Linked DNA regions of Homo sapiens: region 1 is linked to region 2. Evidence: read pairs that join two places in POLR2A ChIA-PET (ENCODE). Cell type or tissue: OCI-LY7. All regions are shown on one strand. Links, peaks and the distances in the headings refer to the core of each region. The heading gives the core; the rest is flanking DNA. Region 1 has its middle 6.0 kb from the start of ELOVL6. Region 2 overlaps ELOVL6 (ELOVL fatty acid elongase 6).

Region 1 (9,768 bases), core at 2,924-5,423, 150 kb after region 2:
GCTCACAGAAGTAATCCCAGCACTTTGGGAGGCCGAGGTGGGCGGATCACCTGAGGTCAGGAGTTCAAAACAGCCTGGCCAACATGGTGAAACTCCGTCTCTACTAAAAATATAAAAATCAGGCAGGCGTGGTGGCGGGCACCTGTAACCTCAGCTACTCAGGAGGCTGAGGCAGGAGAATCGCTTGAACCCGTGAGGTAGAGGTTGCAGTGAGCCAAAATTCTGCCACTGCACTCCAGCCTGGGCGACAGAGGGAGACTCTGTCTCCAAACAAACAAACAAAAAAAAAAAAGAGGAAGGTCTAATGAGAAAGTAAAGAAATAATTTTTAAAATCCAGTACAATATATAGATTAAAGGGCTAGCCTAGTTGATTAGCAAATTAATGTATACATTGACACTGCCAAAGATTCTGTGTAGGGACTGTCCTCATCTCCCCCATTAAGGGTTGTCTTTCTTTTTTCTTTTTCTTTTTTTTTTTGAGATGGAGGAGTCTCGCCCTGTTGCCCAGGCTGGAGTGCAGTGGTGCAAACTCGGCTCACTGCAACCTCCGCCTCCCAGGTTCAAATGGTTCTCTTGCCTCAGCCTCCCCAGTAGCTGGGATTATAGGCAAGCACCACCACGCCCGCCTAATTTTTGTGTTTTTAGTAGAGATGGGGTTTCACCATGTTGGCCAGGCTGGCTGTGATCCACCTGTCTCAGCCTCCCAAAGTTCTGGGATTACAGGCATGAGCCACCATGCCCAGCCAAGGGTTGTCTTTCTAGAGACCTCTACAGTACAAGTCTACGTCACTTTGAAGTAAGGCCCAGGCCAAAACTCTTGGCAAGATTGGGCTGGAAGATAGGTGTGGCCAGATAAGAAAGAACCATTTTAGCACGGTGCCTGAGCCTGTGAATAATCAATAAATATTTGTAAAGTGAATGATTCATCAAATAAATTAAGGTAAGAAGTGAGAAAGGAATCAAGACAGAAAATCCACTTTGGGTGGCTGAGGCAAGACAATTGCTAGAGACCAGACTGGGCAACATAGTGAGGCTCCATCTCTACAAAAAATTAAAAATTAGCCAGGTGTGGTGGTACATGCCTGTAATCCCAGTTACTCTGGAGGCTGAGATGGGAGGATAGCTTGAGCCTGGGAGGTCAAGGCTGCAGTGAGCCATGATCACACCACTGCAGTCCGGCTTGGGTGACAGAGTGAGACCTTATCTCAAAAACAAACAAGCACTGTCAGTGACTTTGAAAACTGGTGACTCTGTATGGAAAGCAATTTGGCAGCCTATATGATAATTTCATTTATTTTTTAGAGATGGGGACTTGTTATGTTTTCCACGCTAGGACTATAGGCACCCAGCATATATCACAATTTTAAATCCACACCATTAATTCACCAGAATTATTTTTTTTTTTGAGATGATGTCTCCCTCTGTTGCCCAGGCTGGAGTGCAGTGGCGCGATCTCGGCTCACTGCAACCTTTGCCTCCTGGGATCAAGTGAGTCTCCTGTCTCAGCCTTCCAAGTAGCTGGGATTACAGGAATGTGCCACCATGCCCAGCTAATTTTTGTATTTTTAGTACAGACAGGGTTTCACCATGTTGGCCAGGACGGTCTTGAACCCCTGACATCAGGTGATCTGCCTGCCTCAGTCTCCCAAAGTGCTAGGATTATAGGCGTGAGCCATCGCACTTGGCCTACCAGATATATTTTGAGTACATACTCATCTGAGCTCTTGGGACTCACAAATGAGACAAACAGGGCTCTTGCGCACTTGGAGCTTACATTCCAGAAGGGAAGACAAAATAATTTCTTAGAGAATGAAATGCTAGGATTACAATTTAACAGCATGACATGAAGGCCTGGGAGTGCTCATTTAAACCTGGAAGGCCTCAGGGAGAAGGACTTTGAGTTGAGACCCCGCTGGCAAAGAGCCAGCCACCTCTTGCAGAAGTGTTACAAAGAAGAATGAGCAAGTACAAAGGCTCCTAGGAAAAGAATAAATTTGCGGGATTGAGGACAAAAGGCTGGTGTGGCTTCAGGCCATCAGTAAGGAGTAATTGAAAGAAACAGGTTGAAGAGACAGGCAGGGGTCAGATCTTGGCCACAGGTAAATCAAGATAAGGTGTTTAGATTTTATTCTCAACTGCAGTGGAGTGGAGGAGGATAAAAGAATGTTAAACCGAATAATAGCATGATAATTCCTAGTAAATTCACTGCTATGGATATACTCACCGAAACATTCCGGATATATGTCTAAGATATTCAGCATTGGGCTGGCATTATGCTTGTAATCCCAGCACTTTGGGAGGGCGAGGTGGGCTGATTGCTGGAGCCCAGGAGTTCAAGCCCAGCCTGGGCAAGATGGTGAAAACCTGTGTCTACAAAAAAAAAAAATACAAAAACATTAGCTGAGCATGGTGGCATGTGTCTATATTCCCAGCTACTCAGCAGGCTGAAGTGGGAAGATCACCTGAGCCTGGGGAGGTCAAGGCTGGAGTGAGCCATGATTGCGCCACTGCACTCCAGCCCGAATGACAGAGTGAGACCTTGTCTCAAAAAATGACAACACCAACAAAGAAAACCCCCACAAATATATTCAGCACTGTTTATAATAAAACACTGAAAATAATAGTTTAAGGGATAATTGGAAGGACAGCCAAGAAAGGAATGAGGTCAATAGACTCAAGTCAATGTGATTCATTGTCAGTCCTGGTGGGCTACCTCTTGACAAAAGCAGAGGAGGCAGCCCCGCTTACAGGCTATATAGCAAGGTTTTATAGGGCATATAACTGGGTCAGGGTGAAGGAAAAAGAAAAGGCCAGGGAGTAGGGGATCCTTTGTGCCAGGTGTCTGACCGCTTCCTGGAGTTGTTTTTCTTGCCAGTTCTGTTGTGTAAGGTAGACTTCTTGACCGCATCCTGGAACAGCTGGCCTCGGGTCCGACAGTTACAGGTGGGGCTTTGGGGCTTAGGTCTATGGGAGCGGGAAACAGTCCAGTTGGGTGGACCCTAACATTCCAGCCTTTTAACAGATGATAGAGAAGGGGCATTGATTTCATCAGACTGCTTCAGGCTGAGAGTGGGCAGGGGCTAGGGGAAAGGCTGGAAAGTGGAGGTTGGCTTTGGTTTTGAAAGTGTTGATACTCCTGGAGTAACATCATGACCTGTATGGTTCCATGGGCAAAGGCATGGATACGATTCTGCAAAAACTGGGTGAAGAGGAGTATTAGGCAAGGACCTAAGATTAGGAGGAGAAAAAGGATTACAGCAGGTCCAAGGAGAGAGGGTAGCCAGGCGGCCCAGGTGCTGAGAGATCAAGAGGGCCACGTAGAGGAGCTGCTTTCCCTGATCTTTTGGGCTCGATCTTTGAGATTTTGTTTGTTTGTTTGTTTGTTTTTTACTGCATCCTGAACTAAGCCTGACTGGTTAAAATAAAAGCAGCATTCTTCATCTAGGAAAATGCAGAATCCTCCTTTGTCGGTGGTAAGTAGGTTGAGACCTCTCTGATTTTGTAAGGCGACTGCCGCTAGGGAGTCCAGCTGAGCTTGTAAGGGGATATGGAAGTTGCAAGGTTGTCTATACCATCTGAAAGGTCTTTTGATAAGGTTTTATGGTAATAAGAGGAGGTTGCGATTCCTGCTACCCCTGTACCTGCGGCCACTGTGATGCCTAGGTCTACAAATAGTGGGATAAGTTGTATGGCCTGGCGCCTGCTGTGTGGGATTTGAGTATTTAGGGTTTGGAGGGGCAGGTTTTCTCCTGGAGCTATGTCTATTTTAGGGCTGAGGAAGACCAGTGTACAGGTGCCTGTACAGTTGGTGGGTAGACAGAAGCAGGTGGAGGTGCTGCATAGAAAGAATATACCTTGGCTAGGGAGGCAGAATTGGGACTGTATGGCAAAAAGGGGGTGTAAAACGTTCTCTGAGCACCAGGCGTGGAGGTAGATGTCTTGACTGCATCCTGGAACAGCTGGCCTCTGGTCAGACAGTTACAGGAAGGTTTAGGGTAGTGGGTTTTACTTTTGGCCTTTGAGGCTTAGGTCTAGGGGAGGGGGAAACAGTCCGGTTGGGTGGACCCTAACAAATAGGAGGCTGATTAAATAAATGGTGACACACCCTTATAATTGAATAGTATAAAGTCTTTTAAAAAAGGCTCTGTAGGTTGCAACATCAAAAGAGATTTCTGATAAATGTTCAAGGAAAATGAAAAAGCAAGGCACAGGACATTGTGTATATAGTGTCGCATTAAGAAAAAAACATCTCTCGTTGTAGTGGTTGGGGAGGAAAAAAAGAGGAAAACATGTAAGGCCGGATGTGGTGGCTCACACCTGTAATGCCAGCCATTTGGGAGGCTGGGGAAGGAGGATCGCTTGAGCTCAGGAGTTTGAGACTGCCTAGGCAACATAGTGAAACCCTGTTTCTACAAAAAGAAAATAATAATAATAATAATTTTTAAAAAATCATTAGCCAGATGTGGTGGCACAAGCCTGTGGTCTTGAGCCATGTTAGTGTTACTGCACTCCAACCTAAGGCAACAGAGCAAGACATCAGCTAAAAAAAAAAAAAAGAAAGAAAGAAAAGAAAAGAGAAACATCTACACTGTACTTTTTTTTTCTGGAAAGACAAAAACAAGAATTAATTGGTGATGTATACATTGAGAAAAAACCTGAGAGCAAACAAAAGACGGTTTCTGTACTTTATTTTTCTGTAGTGCTAGAATTTTCTTACCATGAACTTGATTTCATTTAAAAAAAAAGAAAAAAAATCAACAGGAATACCTGAGCTGTGAAATAATGAGTCACTTTTCTATTTGTAATTTTCTATACTGAACAACTTAACATGTAACATAATATTAGAAGCTAAACATATAAAATGGTGATTTTTCTAGACTTATTTTCAATTACAAGACATACAGTAAGGTTAGGAAAGATGGGAGGGAATGTTGGGAGGGTGCCCAGCAACACCACTAAGAATTTTTATGAAAAGATTTATTGTGTGTGTTTCTAACCATAACTAGATAGGTAGCTAATATTGAATATAAATAACTGGGGCTCAAAAAGTAACAGTTAATTTATATTTGGTAGTAAACTTTTAAAAATTTGGGAGGCCGAGGTGGGCGGATCATGAGGTCAAGAGTTTGAGACTAGCCTGGTCAACATAGTGAAACCCCGTTTCTACTAAAAATACAAAAAATCAGCTGGGCGTGGTGGCGGGCGCCTGTAATCCCAGCTACTTGGGAGGCTGAGGCAGGAGAATCGCTTGAACCCGGGGGGCAGAGGTTGCAGTGAGCTGAGATGGCGCCACTGCAATCCAGCCTGAGAGACATTGCTAGACTCTGTCTCGAGAAAAAAATAAAAATTAAGCCAGAAGAGAAGGAGGAGTATTTGAAAGACAGAAAGATTTACTGCAAAGATGACTTGACTACTAAACAAGGTATACAGGTTTTAGTCTTGGCTCTTTTACAGACAGGTATCTGACTTTAGGGAAAGTAAATTGATCCTTTAATTTTCTTTTCTTTTCTTTGTTTTTGTTTTTGTTTTTTGAGACAGTCTAGCTTTGTTGCCCAGGCTGAATGGAGTGTGGTGGTGTAATCATGGCCCACCTCATCCTTGAACTCCTGGGCTCAAGTGAACCTCTTGCCTCAACTTCCCAAGTAGCTGGGACTACGGGCACCCACCACCAAGCCCTGCTAATTTTTAAAAAATGTTTTGTAGAAATGAGGTCTCACCACGTTGCCCAGGCTGCTCTCAAACTCCTGAGCTCAAGAGATCCTCCCGCCTCAGTCTCCCAAAATGGTGGAATTACAAGGCGTGAGCCACCTCACCCAGCCTAATTTTCTTTCTATACATAAAATAACCAGTACTATGCTGGAGGATCTTCATACCAGCCCCCAATTTTTGTGACATACAAATATGTTAAAATACACATACATTATTTTCGGAAACTTCTAACACTAATCTGCTTTTCCAGGCCTCTTTCCTTAGGCCGACTCCAACCAAGCTGAACCACTTGATGTCATCTGACCACCTCAAACTTTGCTATCTCTGCTGCATTTCTCCATCAGTTCCCTCTGTTTGGAATATCAATATCCTCCCCTCCTAACCCCACCTGTCCCATTCCTACCTGTCAAAATCAGTCCACTCTTTGGATACTTACGAACGACTTCCTACTTAAAGCCTTCCCTGTTCACAGAGATGATTTCTCTCTTTCTTGTCTCCTAACCTCTTGAAGTCCTTGTTATCAAAGCTTTTATAAACCTCAGGCCCTTAGCTCATCATCCTCTCCCATGTAGGAAATTAAAAATCCCTTGATCGCAGGAACGATGACTTCCTGAAGCCAAAGTTTCTTAGGGTGCCATAACAATTACCACAAACTTGATCAAACTTGATGGCTTAAAAATAACAAAAATGTATTCTCATGTCATTCTGGAGGTTAGAAGTCCAAAATCCAGGTGTCAGGAAAAAAATAATCAAAATACTGCTGATCAGTTTAGGGAGAAAAAGAAATCAAGATGTCTGCAGAGTTGGCTTCTGGAGGCTCTGAGGAAGAAATTGTCCCATACCACTAGCTTCTGGTGGTTGCTGGCAAACTGTGGCATTCCTTGGCTTGTAGACACATTACTCCAATTTCTGCCTCCATCTTCACATCACCCTCTTCTCTCCGTCTTTCTGTCTTCTTTCTATTTCTTATAAACTCACTTTCATTGGATTTAGGATCCACCCTAATCTAGTATCATCTCATTTAGATCCTTATCTTTATTATGTCTGCAAAGACCCTTATTCCAAATAAGGTCCCATTCTGATGTTCCAGGTGGACATGAATTTGGAGGAAGGGACACTATTCAATCTCCTGACCATGGCTCCCCAGCAGCCTTCCTCCCATGACACCAGCTTGTATGTTTTCTGTCATTATTCCAAATTACAGATGTGAAGCTGAAGCACACTGATGTTAAGTAGTCAGCCCAAGAGCTCTCAATTCTTTAGCTGTAAAGTCAAAATCTAAATCCAGATACTCTGGATCCATCTTCTTAACCACCACAGTTGAGTCCTCCTCCCACTCGCAGGCCAGAGAGTGTGTATTTTTAGCCAAAAAGAGACATTTCTTCTCAACTTTAGACCATAGAACAGGATGAATCCAATTGACATAATTTACCTTTTTTCCTCTTCATCACCTCCTCTTACTCTCAGGGAACATTGACCAACTGAATATTTATAAAGAGCTTTTCTTTATTAACTTACATGGGGATGGAAAATACGTCTCTTTTGCCCTGAACTAGTTTCAATATTTGATTCTAACTCTGGAAACAAAACCTACAACGTAGGCTTATTAGAAGCTGCAAATTTGTACTAGAGAATAAGATATTTTCAACACACATGATAGAATATTGATGTCTTATTGAGAGGGAAACATCTGCAAATAGGGAAGAAATTTGCACCATCCCAATAGATGGATGAGAAAAAGATCCAGATAGACTCCTATATGAGACTATCAGTTGATTTAGAAAAGTACATGTTGATAGAAGTAATAATAGATCTCATTTATTGAGCATCTGCTGTTAAGACCTTACATGCATTGTCTCATTTCATCCTTATAACAACTCCATGCAATAACTCCATTTTATAGATGAGGAAAGTGGAGTTTGGAAATTTTAAGGATCCTGTCTAATTTGCCAAATGGCTAGGTTAGATTGCCCAATCTGTCTGATTCCAAAGTCTGGCTTCCATGCCATAACCCTGTATAGTCAAAAAGCCACTGTGAATTCAGTAATGGGTGGCATTTCTGTAGTTTATTAATTACAACAGCATCTTCATACATGTAGAAGAGTCCAGGCGAGGTGGCTCACACCTGTAATCCCACTACTTTGGGAAACCAAGGTGGGAGGATTGATTGAGCCTAGAAGTTCGAGACCAGCCCGGGCAAGATCCCGTCTCTACAAAAAAAAAAAAAGTATGTATGTATTTATTTATTTATTTATTTGAGATGGAGTCTCACTCTGTCTCCCAGGCTGGAGTGCAGTGGCACAATCTTGGCTCACTGGAACCTCCACCTCCTAGGTTCGAGCGATCTTCCTCCCTCAGCCTCCCAAGTAGCTGGGACTACAGGCGCATACCACCACACCCAGCTAATTTTTGTGTTTTTAGTAGAGATTGAGTTTTGCCATATTGACCAGGCTGCTCTCGAACTCCTGACCTCAGGTGATCCACCCACCTCGGCCTCCCAAAGTGCTGGGATTACAGGCCTAAGCTACTGTGCCTGACCCCAAAATCTTAAAAATTAGTTGTGTATAGTGGCATACATTAGTAGTAGTAGTCTCAGCGACTTGGGAGGCTATAGTGGGAGGATCTCTTGAGCCCAGGAGGTCAAGGCTGCAGTGTGAGCCATGTCATGCCACTGCACTCCAGCCTGAGTGATAGAGCAAGACTGTCTAAAAAAAAAAAAAAAAGATAACTGTGCATATATTTATGACGCATATTACTCTTTCAGCCTACGGCAAGCTAAGGACCTGTTGCAGTAAACTCAGAATCACTAAGTCCATGGACCAGTATGGGAAGTCCTGATGTAAATTTAGCAATCCTTGGCCAACATAATCAACACAGAGCCAGGCTTTATTAGTTATCTACAGTATGTAGGGCATCTATTGGTCCAGATATCTAAAGAATACCTGATCCCTGTTTCCTAAGAGAATAGGACTCAGGTACCTACTTAGCTTGCACCTGGGAGTTCTGATCCAAACCCCCACATCACCCCAGGATTACATAGCTATTTCCACAGTTCTAGAGATTTCTAAACTGAAAAACAAACCTCAAATGGGTGGATTTATTTTTTCTTGCTTCCTAACTAGTTGACCTGTATTTACCCCACGGGAGATACAGGGATCTGAGTCATAATTTCTTCATGTATCTTCTTTGGTGCCCGCAAGCTGACATTAAGTCTGAGCAAAGGGCACAACTGGAAAGGGAATACTACTCTTTTTTTTTTTTTTTTTTTTTTGAGATGAAATCTCACTCTGTCGCCCAGGCTGGAGTGCAATGGCACGATCTCGGTTCACTGCAACCTCTGCCTCCCGGGTTCAAGCAATTCTCCTGCCTCAGGCTCCCGAGTAGCTGGGATTACAGGCGTGTGCCACCACATCTGGCTAATTTTTTTGTATTTTTAAGCAGAAACGGGGTTTCACCATATTGGCCAGGCTTGTCTCGAACTCCTGACCTTGGGATCCACATGCCTCAGCCTCCCAAAATGCTGGATTACAGGCATGAGTCACAGTGCCTGGTCAGAAATACTACTCCAAATACAGTTACATGTTGCACTTTCATTCTGGTCCTACCTACAGAGGTTGTCAATACAGGAATCGCATCTGATTTTTTCCCCCTACTGAACTTTGCTGTCCACCTAATTGCAGAAAAAAATTTAAGTCTGACACCATTGTGTTTTGTAAAAAGGAAAGGCTTTTTTGGTGTGTTCTTAATTTTTGCAAATAAAAAATTAATCCAGAAACTAGTAACTGCCTCAGAAGAGAAAAATCAATATTCATTTCCTGACTATTTCACTTTAGACCTCTCTGAACATCACAATTTCTAGGAAGAAAAATATATCTGGGTTACAATTCCATCCACTAATTCTGACTTTGGGCAAGTTGCTTACATTCTTTAAAACATGTTTCCTTTGTTTCTTTCTTACTTTCTTTTTAAATATAGAAAGTGGGAATGATAATGGTACAAACTTCACAAGATTGCTGTGAGGATTAAATTAAATCATCATCTATTAAGTTGGTTAATAC
Region 2 (12,153 bases), core at 5,895-8,394:
AAAAAGTGCTTGTTTTGCAAAAAAGCTCTGGTGTTTTGTAGTAACTCATATATAACTGTGAGCAGTAGTGGACGCAGGAATAGTGAACCCTGTTTTTCTTTTCTTCGTAGAGAGATATTAACAGCCTTAGCAAATACTCACTGGAGTTTTCACAAATAAAACATAGCAGAGAAATACCCAGAGGGATAAGTTTTCCCTCTAGTATGAAAGGAATTAGTGTAGTCAATAGAAAAGCAAGCTGTGTGTGAAACCCCAGAGTGTAGCACAGGGTTTTCACCCTGGGTGGGGGGCTGAAAATACCGAAGATGACAGAATCCAGTGGTGAGACGGGTGGCATGTCAGGAGGGGGCTGTGGTATGTGTTTAACCCTTAGGCTGCCACGGTGCTTTCATAGTGTGCATGTATGATTTTCCCCAAATAAATACATATTCTGTGATGCATAATAAGGCAAAATCCTAAAGGTTCCTTCCTTCAACTATTATATAGATGAAAACAATGAAAAGCAGTTAAACTTAAAATGGATATAGGTTAGGCGTGGTGGCTGATGCCTGTAAATCTCAACACTTTAGAAGGCCAAGGCAGGAGGATAACTTGAGCCTAGGAGTTTGAGACCAGCCTAGGCAATATAAGGAGACCCCGTCTCTACAGATAATGAAAAATTAGCTAGGCACAGTGGCATGTGCCTGTGTTCCCAGCTACTCGACAGGTTGAGGTTGCAGGGAAAGGTGATCGCGCCACTGCACTCCAGCCTAGGCGACAGAGCAAGACATGGTCTCAAAAAAGAAATAATAAACAAATAAAACAGATATAAAAATATAAAAGGGATAAAATGGGATAATTAATTAGATAACAGTCTCTTTTAGATCAGTAGCGTCCAATCTTTCCTGACCTAGGGCTCCTCGTCTTGCCTGGAGTCCTTTGCTTAGTGAGATGGTGCTACGGGCAGAGGGCACATGTGAATTCTGGACGTGTGTATCTAGTTTTGTGAGGCTGGGGGGACACAATGTAGCCCCTCCTCCTCCACACACACGCTGTGTAAGTCCCTGCACTCAGCTGGGTCTCCCTGTTTGGTCTCAGGTAGCAGTGTCTGGTAATAACTGAGACCCTGTCCCAGACCTACCGAGGCTGGAGATTAATCAGCTGCAGACCAACCAGTGAGGAGCTGTTTCAGTTATTTTAACTGTCTTGCCCATTGATTTAGAACACCCACCTAAATTCATTTATTCTAAAAAAAAAAAAAAAAAAAAAAAAAAAAACAACCAGCCAGGAGTGGTTACATTCCCAAAATATTGGTGTTGTGAACCCGTTTTTGTTCTTTCATAGGAAACCTGCTCTATTATATCTTGGTCTTGGAGTTCCATAAGTACAGCATTTTTGTTGGCTAGACAGTGATATGCTTGTATGTTTTAATGCTTGCTTTATTAATTTCTGAAACATCCACTTTTTGAGACATGTAACAGAAGCTACATGATGGCACTATCATCTGTATTAGGTTTCTGGGACTTTGATAACAAAACAGAAACGCTCCCTGAAGTCTGATTTTCCTCCCCCTCCCCATCCCTTTTTGAAGTTAATAAAAACACTTTGTGTGCAGGATGGATTTTTCCCCATTTGACCCTAAGTTAAGAAAATACATTAAATAGATTGCAAAGTTCCATCTTAACAATTCTGAGATGTGAAAAGAGGCAATAATTTGGCCATGAGAAACCTGCACAAATAACGGTTTCTTGGGTTTTAAATATAAATGCTGTAGGGACATTGCTTTTGTACACATTGTAACAATGTGCCAAAAGGTGATGAAGAATGACAAACTATTTCACCTATAAAGTGTGCCAAAGAACTTTCCAGAACACTGGAATTTGAAGGCTAAATTATTTAGGGATCAGGGAGTGGATGACTTGGATTACTCCTACTAGTATCTGGCAGGCGTGAGTAACCTATTGCACCATTAACTAAGAAGGAGGTGCTGTACCCGTTGTTTTCCCTAAAATATATTTTGTCCTGAGACGCTCTGTCCAATAGTGCCAAGTATTAGAATTTTATTCATTTATATTCTCATTCTTTTCAAAATATTGAATGGCTGCAGCAAAATCCAAGCTAAGATTATGTCCAAATCTCACTTCTGTAACACTGGATCTAACAAGCACATTTTTCTCATCTATAAAAATGGAGTTTCAATTTAGACCATCTGCCCCATTAAGACTGCTCTGGCGGCCGGGCGCAGTGGCTCATGCCTGTAATTCAGCATTTTGGGAGGCCGAGGCAGGCGGATCATGAGGTCAGGGGTTCGAGACCAGCCTGACCAACATGGTGAAACCCAGTCTCTACTAAAAATACAAAAAGCCAGGCGTGGTGGTGCGCCCCTGTAATCCCAGCTACTCAGGAGGCTGAGGCAGAAGAATTGCTTGAACACAGGAGGCAGAAGTTGCAGTAAGCCAAGATCTTGCTGCTGCACTCCAGCCTGGGGGACAGAGCAAGACTCTATCCCCCCCACCCCCCAAAAAAATTGCTCTGGTGAACCAACAGAGGTAGAAAGCATATGAATTGTAAGATGCTCTATCAATCTATCAATGAAAGGCATTACTGAAGGGCTGGACATCTTATGGACATTTAGTCAGTAGTAGTTGAGGGCTACAGCATCTTTGGGCTCTACTAGAAAGCGAGGAGTTTTAGTGACTCATCTCTGTGCCCCAAGCCTATGGGTGTCAAGTGTGGAAATGGCATTTCTGAGTATTTGAGGAACCCTCAGTGTCCTAGATGTCCCATTTAAATTGCCCAGAGTAAGAGAAAACAGAAACACAGTTTGATTTTAAATCAAAAGTTATGATTTTATTTTTAATTTTAATACACCAGGAAAAAATATTTTTTTTAATGTCGTGAAATAAGCACTTGAAAATAACAACTTCAACATTGCTGTGATTTGCTCTGTGAGGCTTATATGGGTGGGCTTCCATATGAATATGGGCTCTGAGGTCCCCAAGAAGCTGAATCTTCCAGTGGTTTTCAAGATAGCAGCAAGCAACCTCCTGCCTGAATATGTCTAGACAGGCAGACCTGTTTGAAACGAGTATGACCAGGGAGGACTGTTAGGCTACTTCTGTGGCCTTCTTAGTTTTTGTCGATGGAAATAAAGTCTCAAGTGCTACTAAGCATTGGGAAAGTAACAGCATTTAAATACCAATGTCGAGTCAGAACCCTTCATGGCCGGCCCGAATGGGTTATAAATGTGGCTTGACCCTGACTTATGGGACCAGTTATTAATTTAACCAGTTACTTCAGAAGAGGTTACTACAATGCAGTGTTGGTTTGGACGTCTAGTGAAATATATTTTACTGTGAGACTTCTGCCTGCCCAGCCTAAAATCAAAGTGCCACTTTTGAGCTCTCCCAAGCCCCACTCACGAATGTGCTCCCACTGTCCATCTAACTTCTAGAACAACTTCCACATCACTTCCTTTAAAAAGTGTCAATCAGGAGGAAGGGAAGCCTGAGAATTCCCCCTGCCATCTGTGAGCTCTGAATTGTCAAAGTCTCTGAGGATGAGGAAAGTAACTTGATTCAACAGGTTTGTGTATGTTCTTCAAAGCTCTGTGCATGTGCCCTGTACCGGCCTCTTTAGCTATGAGTTGTGCCATATGGCTCGCAGATGTTTATAACTGGAGTCTGTCACAACAGCATTCAAGAAAATGCTGTGACTGCACTGACACTTGTTTTGTGTAAGTCTTGGACACCAGCATACAGAGGCTGTTGCTCATTGGCAAACTGGGACCTACCCCTTCATACTGATTGTCGGAACAAAATAGAGCATTGTGATTTCATCAGCTCTCACTTTAATGTGTATACACTACTGGCCAAATGTGGTGGTGGATCTTGGCAAAGTCTCTTCCTGATAGCAATGAGTCTGAGGCACAAAGAATCAGGTGTTGTATAGAAAAGACAAAGAACGATGTTTCAAAAGCTGTGGGAGACAATGACTCACAGCATGAACATAGGCTTTACGATCATCCTAAATTGAGAGCAAGGTATTTATTATCGAAAACAGAGACTGGAGAAAGACACTACATTTGACTACTGGGACATTCTGGGTGCTTATAAAATTTTGACATGATATTATTTTTCATGATGGAAACTTTTAAGGAATAAGTGTCTACAAGAGGTGGACATGGACCATGCTTATACAACTTAAAGCTCTGAACTCTGAGAGGCAAAGTCTATTTGTTCTCTACTCTCCTCACAGCCTCTTGAATCAGACCTTGGCCAATCCAGTTACTCTGTTAAAGAATCATTAAGGAAACCAAAAAAAAAAAAAAGCCCTCAGAATATGCCCTAGCTGCCTCGGTTGTGTGACACACACCGTGGTCTCTGAGTAGAGGCTGTACTATCAGAATAAAGAAAAAATAGTAACCTGAGCATCTTGTCTCTCCCAGGTAATTCAGAAGCTGGGGCTATGGCCAGACTTCTGGAACATTCTACTCTAGCATCACTGTACTCCAGGAGCTTTGTTACTCTGATGTGACAGGCTTTACCTTATGAAGATGCTACATCTGATTTAAAAAAACATTCTGGGCCAGGCACGGTGGCTCACGCCTATAATCCCAGCACTTTGGGAGACCAAGGCGGGTGGATCCCCTGAGGTCAGGAGCTCGAGACCAGCCTGGCCAACATGGTGAAACCCTGTCTCTACTAAAAATACAAAAATTAGCTGGGTGTGGTGGCGGGCGCCTGTAACCTCAGCTATTTGGGAGGCTGAGGCAGGAGAATTGCTGGAACCTGGGAGGCGGAGGTTGCAGTGAGTCTAGATCGCGCCACTGCACTCCAGCCTGGGCAACAACAGCAAGAATCCACCTCAAAAAAAAAAAAAAAAAAAAAAAGAAAGACATTCTGTGGGTCTCTTTCTGTTCTTCTAGGTTCCCACTGTCTTTCCCATCAATTCTACAAAACCCACTCATATGAAGTTTCTAACTCAGTCTAGACATATTAGTCTCTTTTCTCATCAGTTTCTTTACATGAGCAGAGAGGTGGAGAAGCGAGGGGATATAATCAAGCCTTTCTTTTCCCTCTAGCAATGTACATGTAAAGTATTCCCTCTTCTCCCCTTACTTTTGTAGTGGAGCATAATTAGAAGGATGGGAGTAAGTGACTTCGAATAACCACCTCAATCCATGGTTTTAATTTGGTACTTTGGCCTTGCGTTAGATGTAATATGGTAGTTACTCTTTTCCCATAAGCAACACTAGAAGGTCCACGTAAACCCCCTGCTTTATGAATAGAGCATTTCTCACTAGAACTTCATTGCAAACTCATGGACTTGGCTTGATGCTCAGACCTAGTGTATGAAATCATGTGTGTATGAAATAAAGGATTTTTTTTTAGCCCAAGAACAATGCTTTCACCATAGTAGGATCGGGATGCAGTGGAAAATCTTCAATAGAAAGATACTCTATTGCAGCATAGTGGGGCAGCTATAAAAACTTGCCTGCCCAAGTTTTTCTGGAATGTTAACTGGCAGCAGGATTATCTATGCAGCAGTCAATTCTCTGGTAGGTTTCAGATTTGTCATGGGCCAGTGATCCAGCCTCATATCTTGATATGATTAAAGCGGCTAAGCTGAGATGTTAAAAACAGTGTATTGAACCTATATTACCAAAATTTTGTTTTGTTTTGTTTTGTTTTAAAAAAAATGTGGCTTTTTTCCTCCCATGATAAACATTGGAAATGCCTTTAGATATATTTAGCTAATTTTAAAACTATTAAGACATTCACCCTGTAAACAAAAATTCCAAATTATTTTACAAGTAAAGACAAACAAACATGAACCTAATACCAAAATGAAAGTGCTTTGGAAGCATCATTTAGAGTCTTTTTAAGGTTTATGCTCACTTCCGTTTCTAACCTGCATTAAGAGATCTGCAATAAATCACTCAATTAAATAATTAAATCAACCAGATGAGCCTCCAATGGGTCCTTCAATTAAATTCAAGTCAACTGTTATGTGGCCTTCTCCTCATTTTAATTATTCTCATTTTCTGTTATAAGGAAAAAAGGCTTATTGCACGGTATCATGTATTTGCGAAGCTCAAAATAACATTTGCATCCTAAGCATCTATTAGCTCTTATAAAAGGACCTGTCTTTTCAGCTCATGTCAGATTTTGCATAATTTATAATACATTCCTCCATCAGTTGTGTCTCACCTATGAACCAACATCAAGACATTATAGACTGCTCACAATCATTTAACATAGATGTAACAGCTTTCCTCCCCTGCACTGTCCCCCACTCCCCATTTCTTCCAGTCATGACTTGGTTTGCATGGATTCTTTGTTCACTGCTCAAACCATTCACACAGAATGGAATAAAACTTTATTCTTTTTAAATTCCACACATAAACGAGATGCTGAAAAAGCCCTTGCCATCTCTGACAGAAAAGCAGAGCAGCTCTGTTTCATGAACGACAGCACAATTAAAGCTAAAATAATATAAAAATAATTCGAAAAAATCCCTTTTACTGTACACTCTCAAAGCAAGAAAGAGAAACAACAGTTTTGTTTTGTTTTTTTCTGCTAGCCAGAAAATGTGTTTCTATTCATTTGGGCTTTGAAGTTCAGTGTACCCCACATCTGTGTGTCTGTGTGTGTATGCGTGGCTATGTGCGTGTAATCTATGCAGTGTGGAAGCCCCTAATCTTTTCATCTAGTTTGCCTAATCATTAAGCTACTTAACCAATTATAATACTATTATGTCACATTGAACAACTTTACATAATTGCTTCTTTGAAATACTAGAAACATTGACACATGTATTTGGCTTGTAAAGGACTGAAATATTACAGAGAATATTATCCAGCTTTTTTTTTTTAAAGAATATGGCTCTTAATAAATTGATTTTGAGTTCCAGAGCTAAAGTCCCTTTTAAAACATTTCTGAAGCTGACTTGAAGCAGGATGAATATCTTCTGATTTGGCCAAAGACATGACAAGTATTTCATATCACTTAAAATTTGAGGGATAAGTGTATGGGGGCCCTTTGTTGTCAACTGTTTTCAGCCAAACTTGCCTTGAAGTTTGTTGTAGTATTGCCACTCAGCCAGCAGAGGGCCCTTTAAACACCTCTACATTGCTTGGGGAGCAAATGCAGATGATGCAGAAACACAGTGTTCCCCCAATATTTCGAACAGCCCTGTGATTTCCTTTTGGAATTCACAAAAATATCGAAAATATGCGCTATACTGTGGGGTTTCATTTGGAAAGTTATGAGTGTGTGTGAAGTCAAACAGGGAGGGGCATACACACCATCTGTCTGTCGAATTGATCTTCGGCTCACCTCTTTTCCCACTGCCTTTCTCCCTTTTCCAGCTCACAGTGGTCCTGGGCCGGGCCTTTTTACAAATACTACAGAACCCGTTTTCACATTGTTTGGTTGAGTGTTTATCTTTTTCAATTCTGTATTTACTCTTCTGTTCAAAAGCCCGGGGCAACTGAACAAAAGGATAATGCTTCATATCTCACTTAAGAGTAGAAATTACAGTTCAACTATCAGAAATGCTCTGGGATGGAGCTGCCCCCATGGGACCTGGGCTGCACTGTTTCCATCCTCCCAGGAAGAATCTTGGGGAAGTATTCACCCCCTTTGGTTTTGGCAAACTCACTAGCCTGAGGCTATGCAGTGAAGATGAAGTTAGTTGAAATATAGTTGTTTACATCTGTTTTCATAAGGATGATTAAGACATCTTTTCTCATGGGGTCTACAGCAGCTGGCATTTCTTAAAAAGGCTTTAGTTTCTGCAAAAGCATTATCGTTCTAGATATACACCCTGTGTCTCTTTCATTTTTGTCTTTTCTATTGGCTCCAGTTTAGTGTCCATAAAGTTAGAAAGGATTGTGTGTGTTGTGCTCGCACAGTTTCTAGAGTAAAAATCTTTCATCTTAGAGAAATGTGACACTTAGTAAATACATTTTTTCCTATGTGTTAATAGCCTTTGTTTGCCTTTGATTAGTCTCCTCTGCTTCTGGCTTGCTTTTGTTCTCCCTTGTCCTAGAGTTGATAGATAAAGAGGGAATGGGGTCTTCCAGCAGCAGTGCTTGGAGATGGAGGTGCACTCAGTGAGTCCTCACCCTAAAAGGATCATAAACTTACTGGGTTAAATCAACCTAATTATCCCTAAGCTGCCTTGGGTTTTGTGTTTGCTCATGTTTTGTTTTGTTTTAGCTGCACCACGTGTGATTCCTTGTGCCATTTTCTTTTGTCTATTATTTTTCTTGATGACCCTGAGCTATGGCTTCCTCCTCAGTTCCAACACTATTCAGCTTTCGTTGTTTTCCTCATTTTGCCGATGTAGGCCTCAAAGAAGAAATGGCAGAAGAGCACAAGGTAGCTGAGGTACATGAGTGAGGACCAGAAGATGTTCTGAAAGTGAGAGTGACACTGGTCATGCTGCATCCAGCAGAAGACCAGGTAGTTAACCACACAGCCCATCAGCATCTGAGTGATCTGGGACAAGGTGATGAACATGGCAAACTTCCGGGAGACTCGGAAACCTGCCGCCCGCAAGGCATAGTAAGAGTACATCACGGCGTGCACGCCATAGTTCATAGTCATGAACCAACCTCCCCCGGCAACCATGTCTTTGTAGGAGTACCAAGAGTACAGGAGCACAGTGATGTGGTGATACCAGTGCAGGAAGATCAGCTTCTGCTTCCTCAGAATAATGAATATTGTATCTCCTGGAAGACAAAGAGGAAGAAGGTACGTGAGATCCTTGACCACCAGTAACGATGACTTACAGTTTTGTAAGAGGGTAGACATCCTGAGCTAGGACTGGAGAGTTACATAGACTGGATTAGAACCCTGAACTGGTACTTACTAGCTCTGTGACCCTGGACAAGTTAGTTATCCTCACTATTTCTAGTTTCCTCATCTATATAAATGGTGATAATTTAAAAGAGTAGCATGGAATCACCTGAGGATTAAGTAGGATAATCAGCATGGCTCTCTTCACACACAGGAGGCAAGCAGCAAATGTTTCTTTCAAGGTATTTCACACAAAATCTTATCCATCATTGATCTGGAAGGGACATTAACAACTATGTTGCCAACTCCCAACTCAACTATACATTTTAGGAAATACCACCTGGAGGGGACTGGTGACTTGTCTTAGATCATTTATCAATCAAAGGAAACAGACTGGAAGTCAAGTGCCCAGCAAAATGTTCTAAGGCTTCTCTAGAGTAGTAAAACCATAATTTTTCTTTGGTACATGATAAAAGGTACCCCTCAAACATATATCTTTGTGAGCTCCCTAAATTACACAGCCTTGCCAAATGGCAGTGAGAAAAGTAAAACCTAAACAAAAGACAGAAAAAGGGGGACAAAAATCCTCTTCTATACACATTTGCTGACAAGGGTAATAGGAATATTTTATACCAGTGAATCAAGTGAGGAGCAATTGAAAATAACAGTTTTCATTTTACAGAATTAACTGAAAAGATTTCCAGGATCTATCAAAATTTTGTCTAACAATATCCCTTTGAAGGAAAAGACCATAGCTTCTGAGGCAGGGAATTTATATTATGAAAGCTAGAATTATGCTGAGGTGGGTAGATGCTATGTATCTGCAATGCTTCACTGAAAAGTTTCAGGGCTCTGAAAATAGACTGTAGAACATTTATGTAAAATTGGATGAAGAGCAAGCCCAGTGAAAAATATACCCAATTACATTAGCGAGTAAGAAAATAAGGGAAGTTACGCTAGGATGTGTGACAGAAACAGGCTAATGCAGGTGAATGCGTCTTTCTCCTTCCTATCTCTATGGTTATGAGACATGGGAAAAATCGACATCCTTCATGACCTTTGGTGAACTCAAACCTGGCTTCTTTTTGTGTAAAAAACAAAAGCTAGAAGGTTCTTTTAATTTTTTGTTTGTTTTTGAGACAGGGTCTTGCCCTGTCACCTACGTGCCATCGCAGCTCACTGAAAACTTGATCTCCTGGGCTCAAGTGATCCTCCCACTGCAGCCTAAGGAATAGCTGAGACTGCAGGCATGTGCCACCATGCCCAGCTAATTTAAAAAAACTTTTTTAGTAGAGATGAGGTCTTGAACTCCTGAGCTCAAGCTATCCACCAGCCTCGGCCTCCTAAAGTGCTGGGACTATAGGCGTGAGCCACCGCCCTGAGAACCCGGCCCTGGTTCTTCTTCTTCTTCTGAAATTTAATTAAGCGCAACAAAACAAAACAAAACAAAGAAAAACTAGTACTTATTCCTACCTTATCCCTCATGTACTTCACAGATGGCCTAAAACGCTTGCACTCAGCAAGGTCAAAGAATGCTGGACTATGGGGAAAGACTTCTAAGGTTCTAATGGCAGTGGCTGGAAAGATACAGGTGGTGCCCCATTCCATGCATTAGGAGAGCTATTGGTTTATTTTCCTACTAAACTGTTAAACACTATTATTTCATATTTGTTTACAATAGAAAAAGAAAGTTGGCCGGGTGTGGTGACTCACACCTGTCATCCCAGCACTTTGGGAGGCCAAGGCGGGGGGATCACCTGAGGTCAGGAGTTCGAGACCAGCCTGGCCAACATGGCGAAACCCCATCTCTACTAAAAATACAAAAATTAGGCTGGCACGGTGGCTCACACCTGTAATTCCAGCACTTTGGGAGCCCGAGGTGGGCAGATCACAAGGTCAGGAGATCAAGACCATCCTGGCTAACACGGTGAAACCCCATCTCTACTATAAAATTAAAAAAATATCCAGGTGTGGTGGTGGGTGCCTGTGGTCCCAGCTACTCTGGAGGCTGAGGCAGGAGAATGGCATGAACCCGGGAGGTGGAGTTTGCAGTGAGCCGAGATTGTGCCACTATACTCCAGCCTGGGCGACAGAGTGAGACTCCATCTCAAAAAAAAAAAATTAGCTGGGCATTGTGGCAGGCACCTGTAATCCCAGCTACTCAGGAGGCTGAGGCAGGAGAATCACTTGAACCTGGGGAGGCGGAGGTTGCAGTGAGCCAAGATCATGCCATTGCACTCTAGGCCTGGGCAACAGGGCAAGACTCCATCTCAAAAAATAAATAAATTAATTAAATAAATAGGAAAGTTGTCAGTTGTTATATTTCTGAACCTACTGTCAAATTTTTGTTGAAGTCATCTTCTCTCTTGCAAGATGCCAGATTTTTATGGTGTCTATAAGTGTCAGGCAGACTGATAATGATGGATGATGATGGTAACCCTCATACATATACTTAAGGGACAAAACTGGTGTCAGGAGACCCGGGATCTACTTTTCAGTGTTAAACTGTGCTATTTTTGTATCTGTCAGAGATCCACCGTTTCTGTATAAGTACTACTCTGTTCCTCCAATCCCTCTGTGGACAATAACGCAGACACAATCAATTCCAGCTACCTTGGTTCATAGTGTAAAGAAGGTAGATGTCCAAGATACTGTATGTTTAAAACAAGTTTAGTCATTCATAATTGAATAGATGCTTTCATGAGTCTCTTAGCATTAACTAAAATATAAACCCCTATACAATTCCAAACACATTATAATAAATTTGTCAAAGTAATATGCATTTCATCCTAACTCTTTAGTTTAACCCTATCATCACTTTTATATTAAAATTTTATTGTCTAAAGAATGATTAAGAAAAACCATATTAGAATGGGCTAGTGTGGGATGGAAAGTGGAAGGTACAATTCTGGAGTTAAGAATGGCTTTGTGTTTCTCCTGTCTGGAGGTGAGGGTATATCTCAGGTTTAACTGAGATACACTGGGTGTTTCTAGTTACTTTAGGGAGGGGAGTGGAGTGGAGGGTAGGAGGAGGGGAAAACATGTCCCGAAATCTCAAGAACAAAATTAATTTAAATTTGCTTAGGAGTTTTTTCCAGAACACATATGCACGATGGTGGGTGCGGGAATGAAATTGATCATCTCCCAGCAATGGCTCTGGAGCTGATCAGTAGCACCATTCAACACCCTATCAGGGTTACTATCCCCCAGACTGCTGACCCAAAGAGTGGTAGTTTCCCTCAGGCAGGGGGAAACTGGTGGGGCTCTAGAAGAGCTAACCAAGTCCTCTCACGGTCTTGGATATGGCAGCTGAGATGCATCAGTCAGGCCACTCTGGCAGGTACAAATTATTTTTCCTCTGGGGAAA

Evidence for each region. Peaks named below come from ENCODE experiments on the same cell type or tissue, not always from the same donor. Only the 100,000 strongest peaks of a DNase experiment are listed, where the experiment ranks them.
Region 1: POLR2A ChIA-PET joins it to region 2 with 10 read pairs; 6 of 35 experiments call an interaction of 5 or more read pairs at or near these places.

The regions. Positions count from the first base shown.
Region 1 is chr4:110,199,741-110,209,508 of GRCh38, forward strand. No RefSeq gene overlaps it. Among named protein-coding and RNA genes, the nearest start is that of ELOVL6, 6.0 kb to the left of the region's middle. In OCI-LY7, for the core only: no CTCF peak of the experiment used is centred there; a DNase peak (open chromatin) is centred at 3,931; H3K4me3 peaks cover 1,412 bases; H3K27ac peaks cover 1,791 bases.
Region 2 is chr4:110,043,044-110,055,196 of GRCh38, forward strand. ELOVL6 (ELOVL fatty acid elongase 6) reads right to left here. Exons shown (of 4, transcript NM_024090.3): 4 at 2,803-8,719. The coding sequence ends at 8,295. Among named protein-coding and RNA genes, the nearest start is that of EGF, 140 kb to the left of the region's middle. RefSeq lists an enhancer at 7,947-9,146. In OCI-LY7, for the core only: CTCF peaks have their summits at 7,096 (motif pointing right) and 7,295; a DNase peak (open chromatin) is centred at 7,088.